2 separate regions of the Homo sapiens genome follow, and region 2 is linked to region 1. Evidence: read pairs that join two places in POLR2A ChIA-PET (ENCODE). Cell type or tissue: PC-3. All regions are shown on one strand.

Region 1 (4,000 bases):
GAAATGCTAACCTTTACTCTAGCTTTTGAGAATGCAAATGCAGATTGTAAATGTGCACTGGCACCGGTTAGGTGTACAAAAACTTGGGAAATTTTCTCAGAGCTTGTTAAGATGTAGCAACTGAGCTTTATCGATCTGCAATGTTAGCTGAAGCAATGGCTAATTTAGCTGTTGACAAATCTAAAAAGAGCCAAGGGTCAAACCCTAAAATGGGAAAATGTTATAATTGTGGAAAAACTGGACATTTTAAAAAGGAATGCCACCAGATCTCAGGACAGAAAGGATCTTACAATGCTTTTCCCCCCGGCCCCCAGCGGAAAGAACACCAGGACTTTGTCCTCGCTATGACAAAGGAAATAACTCGGCTAATCAGTGCTGCTCAAAATTTCATCAGAATGGCACCCCCCTGTTGGGAAATGAGATGGGGGCCTGTACCCGGGCCTCACAAACAATGAGGGCATTCCCAATTCAGACCTCAACCCTGTTTCAGGCATGGGTTCCCAGAGGCATATTGAGTCCCTCACCCGAGGAACTCCAGGAAGTGCAGGATTAGATCTCCCAGCCAGAGAAAGGGTTACATAAGGTGGGGAAGACAAACCCACCAAGATTCTCACTGGCATTTGGGGACCTTTACCAGCAGGATATATGGGACTAATTTTAGGCAAAAGCCACCTTAACTTGCGAAGGCATTACTGTAGTCGCAGAAGTTGTTGACTCTGATTATGAAGGAGAAATTCAAGTAGTTTTATTGTCACGAGATCTTCGGGTTTTTGAACCGAGAGAATACATAGTGCAATTATTACTTATTCCCTGCAAATTACACCCTTCTCCATGAAAGGAGAAACAAGGAAATAAAGGGTTTGGGAGCACAGCTACACGGGAAATCTATCTATCCCGACCCATAGCCTCTAATAGACCCACCTGTGTAGTACAAATTAAAGGAAATAAATTTTATAGGTTTATGGATACGGGAGCTGATGTGTCAGTGTTACCAGCAGGTCTTTGTTCTTAGAGCTCCCAAGATGGCGGCAAGCCTTTTGTTCTCTGACCTGGAGTTCTTGGCCTCACAGATTCCAAGGAATGGATCCTTGGGCCATGCAGTGAGTGTCATAGCTCTATTAGAAGCTCTTCCAAAAGTCGTGCTGCTATCTATGGACTAAAACATACTCAAACAATAATGACCTCTGGCGTTTAGGCTCAATGCTCAGAGCTAATTGCAGTCATTCAGGTTTTACAGCTCACAGCTTCAGATCCTATCAACATTGTCTGTGTTCAGTTTATGTCGTAAATGTAGCCGGTCACATAGAAACTGCTACAATTAAAAGTACACTAAACCCAGAACTGCTAATTTATTTTTAAGACTTCAACAAGTTATTTGTTCTAGTGCAGCTCCTTTTCATATTTCTCATATTCCTTCTCACACACAACTTCCTGGGCCGCTATCTCTAAGTAATGAGAAAACAGACAAACTGATTGCCTCTGTGTTTCAGCAAGCTCAACCATCTCATGTGCTTCTGCACCAAAATACTTCCGCCCTTACTCACATGTTCCTACAGGTTTGTATTATATTATGCAGTATATCCCTCGAGCCACACCTATAGAAGGATGTAATCCACGAGGTTTGGCTCCAAATGAAATCTGGCAAATGGATGTTACACACACAGCAACCTTTGATAAGCTGAGCTATGTTCATGTGACTATAGACACTTATTCTCATATGCTGCCTGCTACATGCCAAACAGGTGAGACAGCTGGTCATGTACAGCGACACTGTCTGTCATCATTTGCTCATATGGGGATATCTAAACAATTAAAAACTGACAATGGACCCGCTTATACTAGTCATGCTTTTAAAAATTTCTTGCAGCTTTGGGCTATAACCCATAAAACAGGAATTCCTTATAATCCTAGAGGACAAGGCATTATAGAGCAGGCACATCAAACATTACAATGCATGTTGAAAAGACAAAAAGCGGGTATAGGAGGCCAACTACCACCTCAATAAAAACTACATTTAGCCTTATTTACTTTAAATTTTTTGACTCCTGGTATGGATGGTAAGACTCCAGCAGAAAGACATTGGCAAGTGTTAGAAGAAAAGAGGAAAATTTATCCAAAAGTGTTATGGAAATCCCTGGAAGAAGGAAAATGGAAAGGTCTGGTGGATTTACTGACGTGGGGAAGAGAGTATGCTTGTGTTTTTACAGGAGATGGACAAGCCGTGTGGGTGCCCTCAAGGTGTGTGCAACCATGGAACGGGAGACTAGAGGAACCCAGGGTGGCCAACCATGGACAGGGTCCCCCCGGTACGAGCCATGAGCCAGCTGAGCCTGAGTGCAAAGACGGAGAGAAGGCCAACTGGAGTCACAACACAGTTCTAATGTTATATTTGTAAAGAATATCACTACTCAACTTACAGTTTGTGTTTATAGATATAGATATAGATATGGATATAGATATAGATATAGTTATAGATATAGATAGATATACACTTTAAGTTCTAGGGTACATGTGCACAACTTGCAGGTTTGTTACATAGGTATACATGTGCCATGTTGGTTTGCTGCACCCATCAACTCATCATTTACATTAGGTATTTCTCCTAATGCTCTCCCTCCCCCAGCACCGCCTCCCAACAGGCCCTGGTATGTGATGTTCCCTGCCCTGTGTCCAAGTGTTCTCATTGTTCAATTTCCACCTATGAATGAGAACATGCAGTGTTTTATTTTCTGTTCCTGTATTAGTTTGCTGAGAATGATGGTTTCCAGCTTCATCCATGTCCCTGCAAAGGACATGAACTCATCCTTTTTTATGGCTGCATAGTATTCCATGGTGTATCCTTATGTCTTTTTGACAGCTAAGAAGGACCAGCTCCAGGTAAACAATACCCAATTGACCTGTAAATCTTACCAATTATATCACTGCATTAATCATAGCACATTGCAAACACATAATATCTCTACTTTGATGATTTTAGGCCACATCCCTGGGCTATGTATTCCTGTTAATCTGTCCGAGGCTTGGGCTGCCACACCTGCTTTGCATTTTGTGAAACTTCTTCTAACTGAGCTTACTCATCATGTCTGTAGAGCCTTAGACATAATAATTTTAGCTATTGTTTCCTTGGTCGCACTAATAACTTCTGTTGTGATGTCCTCTGTAGCTTTGCATAATTCTATTCAAACAGCTCAGTACATGGAGAACTGGACACACACAGCCGACCAAGCATGGCTACTTCAGAATAAAATTAACACTGAGTTACAAACTGAAGTGGTGTTATGGGAAGTCAGGGACCCCGAAGAGAGGGACCAGCTGGAGCCACAGCAGAGGAACGTAAATTGTGAAGATTTCATCTTAATACGGATATTTATCAGTTCTCAAATAATACTTTTACAATTTCTTATGCCTGTCTTTAATCTCTTAATCCTGTTACCTTCGTAAGCTGAGGATGTGCATCACCTCAGGACCACTGTTATAATTGTGTTAACTGTACAAATTGATTGTAAAACGTGTGTTTGAACAATATGAAATCAGTGCACCTTGAAAAAGAACAGAATAACGGTGATTTTTATGGAACAAGGGAAGACAACCATAAGGTCTGACTGCCTGCAGGGTCGGGCAAAAAGAGCCATATTTTTCTTTTTGCAGAGAGCCTATAAATGGATGTGCAAGTAGGAAACATATCGCTAAATTCTTTTCCTAGCAAGGAATATTAATATTAATACCCTCGGAAAAGAATGCATTCCTGAGGGGAGGTCTATAAATGGCCGCTCTGGGAATGTCTGTCTTGTGCAGTTGAGATAAGGACTGAGATACGCCCTGGTCTCCTGCAGAACCCTCAGGCTTACTAGAGTGGGGAAAAACTCTGCTGTAGTAAATTTTTGGTCAGACCAGTTTTCTGCTCTCAAACCCTGTTTTCTGTTAAGATGTTTATCAAGACAATACGTGCACCACTGAACATAGACCCTTATCAGGAGTTTATGATTTTTCTCCTGTCCTG
Region 2 (4,000 bases), 130 kb before region 1:
TCAAGAGATGAAGACCATCCTAGCCAACATGGGGAAACCCGGCCTCTACTAAAAATACAAAAATTAGCTGGGAGTTGTGGCGCATGCCTATAGTCCCAGCTACTTGGGAGGCTGAGGCAGGAGAATCACTTGAACCTGGCAGGCAAAGGTTGCAGTGATCTGAGATCACACCACTGCACTCTAGCCTGGTAACAAAGCGAGACTCCACCTCAAAACAAACAAACAAACAACATAAAAAAGAATCAGAACATAGATGTGTTCTGCTCTTTGCTCTGGTTGCTGGACAGCTGACAGCCACGTTGTTGTAGGGCATACAGCAATTCTGAACCTTGGAGCACACCCCTGGTGGCCTGGATCTGGTGTCCACTTGTTTTCTTCCATTTCTCATCTATTTATTTTCAGTGTTTTTCATGGCATATCTCTTATTTGTATGTCACATTGCATCTTTTTTCAAATGAAAACTGAGAGGCTAACTGCCTTGCCCAAGCTCACACAGCTTATCAGTGAGGAATACAAGATTCAGAGCCTAAGCTCTCCCATGCCCCCTCCCTAGTCTTGAGTAAGGCCCATGAAAGACTTGGCTGTGCGCACAACACTGGGAATTGGTAGGAAGTGACCATTATTGGACAGCAGTGATTTGACCTAATCATTTCCTCTTCTTATGCTTGTTTCTTGCTGGCTTGCCTTCTCCACACCCACCCTATAGTGCCCCTTCCTTACTCTCCAAAACTCTTCATCAACTCCCCAAATCCAAGACCTATAATCTATGACTGACAGCTCCAGCTTCTAAATAACCAGGTATATAGGAACAATGCCCCAATAGCCATAGCAACAGGGGTGGGTGGCATTCCAGTATATTGCATCTGTCACAGCCCCCATTTCCACCCGCCATCCCCACATACAGTAGAACCCCAGCCACAGGAACTCAACTGAATATGGCCTTGCTAACTCACACACAAACCCCAGCAGCTGCATCCATCTCTTTGAAATGAGGCTTTCATGCTGTGGCTGCCACATGGGCTCCAGATGGCATTCCAAGCAGGAAGAAAAAAACTAGGAGGAGGAAGGGACAACAACAATATCAGGAAGGGAAAATTTCCCAGGAATCCTCAGCAGACTTCTACTTAGGTCTCATTGGCCAGGACTGTGCACCTGGCCACCCCTAGCTGCAAAGGAGGCTGTCTTGAGTACAATCATGGCCAGAGAAAGGAGGAGAGATGGGTTTTGGGTAATCTGCCACACCAGAGAGGCCACCCTAAATCCCTGGGTTGAGTATAAGGTGCAGAAAACAGGCAGCAGAAGGGGAGCACCAGGGTCAAATAGATGAAGATGGTCATTTAAAGGGATGCAGTGGTCATTATGTGGCATCCCTAGACTCCCCTCTGGCACTGAAGGGCTCATCTTCCCAGTGCTTGGAGTTCTGCTAACATACCCCAAGCTCTCAGCCTTCTTTGGGAATCATGTTGGCTGAAAAGAGTCACCTTGCCCAAAGTCATGCCCCTGTCCAGGGGCAAGGGCGGCCCTCATCCATTGCCTCATCCCTGCATAATTTTGCAGGCCCATCCTAGCCCCAGAGTGCCATGTGGGGTAGGCTGAGGTTTTGAGACTGCGTGGCCTCCCCCTCTCTTTTCCCACATCCTCTCCTCCCCTTCCCTTCCTCCCACGGCCCTAGAGCGCTCCTGATAAGCATCCAGCAGGGTGATCTCCCTAAGCCACAGCCTGCACCAAAGAACAAACCACTCTTTTTTTCTAGTTAAACCTCACTGGCATCTGCTGAGTGCTGGGTGTGTTTGAGGCACTGAGCCAGGTGCTGGGAGTGGAGGGAATGGGTGATCCAAACATGAGTAAGATCAGTTCCCACCTTCTAGAATCTCACAGCCCAGTGCATGGAACTGGGAAAACACGTGACTCCGAGACAAGACAACAGATAGTAAGATAAATACAAAGTGTGATGGCTACTCAAAGGAGGAAGACGTTATAAATGTTTTGATAGGAAGTGGAGAGAGATTAGGAAATCTGGAGATGCTGCACATGGGAGGGAGACTTTGACAGGCCTCTGAAGGATGGCTGGGTAGAGCCCATGGCAGACAGCACTCCAGGCAGGACCGGCCTAAGCAAAAGCGCAGAGGGCTCAGCATGGGCCATGTCCAGATGGCAACACAGATCCAGTTTGGCCACAATGGGAAGTGAAACAGAGCACAAGTTAAGAACATGAGCTTCCAAGTCAGACAGTGCTGTGCTCAACTCGCAGCTCTGCCCTCTCTAAGAGAGGGATGTCAGCAGGTAACTTAACCTCCAACAGCCATGGTTTTCTTATCTGTAAATCAGGAATTGCAACACCCCCCTCTGCCCCAGGGGTCATTGTGGGGACTGAATAGTGGAAATATTAAACTACTACATGAACTCTTCGAGGAGCAGGAGGCTCCGTTGACACCCTAGTTTTTATTATACAAGCAGAAATATTAAGGCTACTTCTGCAGCCACTGGTTCTCAAAGTCAGATCCCTGATCAGCAGCATCCCATTACCTGCGAGCCTGCTAGGAATGCAGAATCTCAGGCCCCAACCCCAACCCAGACCTGCTGAATCAGAAATTCTGGGTGCGGCATCCAGCAGTGTATATTAATGAAGGGAGCTGAGGCACATGAAAACCTGAAAACCTCTGGGTTAAGCCAACAGAGGAATTTATTTTAAGGGTACAGGAGCTCTTCATGGAATTCAAAGACAGGTGCAGCAGGGCCTCAAAAAAGGGCGGCTGACAGAGATGGGAGACTGGGGCAACAAGGATCTCCTTCTGCTTCTCTCATCTCAACTTATCTTTTAACCTCTGCCTCTCTCTTCCTGTGGCTGCGAATAAGCTTTCTTTATGTCTTACTTCCACCAGCTGAGGGTTTCTATCGTAAAGGGTGAAATCTGAGAGGCTGAAATCTGTTTGTCTCCACTCCAGGTCACCCTGGAAGCCGCTCATTGGCCCAGATGGAGTTCGGTGCCTCTACCTGGGCCGCTTAATGTGGTTTAGAGGCTGAGACACTTAGTCTGAGTATAGGTGCTCTTGCCCAAACCAAATGGATGAAAGTGAGGTGCCGATTCAATGGGGTCTCCTATGCTAGGAACACCAGCCAGTCAGGTGCTGGAGAAAGAGATCAAGTTGAGACTGTGGAATTTAGGAGACTGTGGCTTTGAGACTAGTTCCATAGAACAGTGGTTCTCAAAGTGTGATCCCCAGACCAGCAGTCTCAGCCACATGATGTCAGAAGTGCAGTCTTGGCCCCAACCTACCCCAGAGCTACTAAACCAGAAACTCTCTTGGTGGCCTTGTCAATCCTTGCTTTAACAAGGACAAGTTAGAGAACCACTGTCAGGGAGGGCACAGAAAGAGGTAAAAAAAAAAAAAAAACTTTTAAATGAGAGAGACACATCATTTCTGTAGCCTCGTCCGTCTTTCACTCCATTTTCTTAGAATCATAATGAAACAGGCAAACGAGACATCAGAGGAAAACACATCCAGGGTGATGGCTCCCCCTTCTTTTCTTTCCTTAGTGCACAGTGCACATAGTAAAAGACAACTTCCCAAATTATGCAGGCTGTTAGAGCTGGAATAGAGCCTGATCTTCCCTCTTTACTTTTGGGGAAACCAAGGTCCTGAGGGATAGCATTTCAGAACCAGTGTCTCATTTACTGGCAGAGAAGGGACTGAATCTCAGGCCCCCTAACTTCAAGCAGTCATGATTTAAAAATGGAACTTGTCTAAGTCAAAGAGAAAAGTAACTGAGAAAGTAGATTCAAAGGCAGTCATACAAGACCTGCATAGAAAATTAAAAGCAATGCAGCCCTGGCCAGTGGAGTTAGCATCTACAGTGTCATTTTGTGGAATCCCAAACCGAATTATCAATCCCCGACATCCATGGTCAAGCCTTAAATTCCATCGTTATGATGACTAAGAGCTTTTTTCACTCACCACAAACCAGGTAAACCTAAACCACTGCCACCTCAAAATTAGAA

The links. ChIA-PET counts read pairs that join two places held together with the same protein. Peaks named below come from ENCODE experiments on the same cell type or tissue, not always from the same donor. Only the 100,000 strongest peaks of a DNase experiment are listed, where the experiment ranks them.
Region 2: POLR2A ChIA-PET joins it to region 1 with 5 read pairs; 1 of 35 experiments calls an interaction of 5 or more read pairs at or near these places.

Annotation. Positions count from the first base shown.
Region 1 is chr3:46,428,268-46,432,267 of GRCh38, forward strand. No RefSeq gene overlaps it. Among named protein-coding and RNA genes, the nearest start is that of LINC02009, 6.6 kb to the left of the region's middle. In PC-3, no CTCF peak of the experiment used is centred here; a DNase peak (open chromatin) is centred at 1,644; H3K27ac peaks cover 1,810 bases.
Region 2 is chr3:46,296,057-46,300,056 of GRCh38, forward strand. No RefSeq gene overlaps it. Among named protein-coding and RNA genes, the nearest start is that of CCR3, 56 kb to the left of the region's middle. In PC-3, no CTCF peak of the experiment used is centred here; a DNase peak (open chromatin) is centred at 1,805.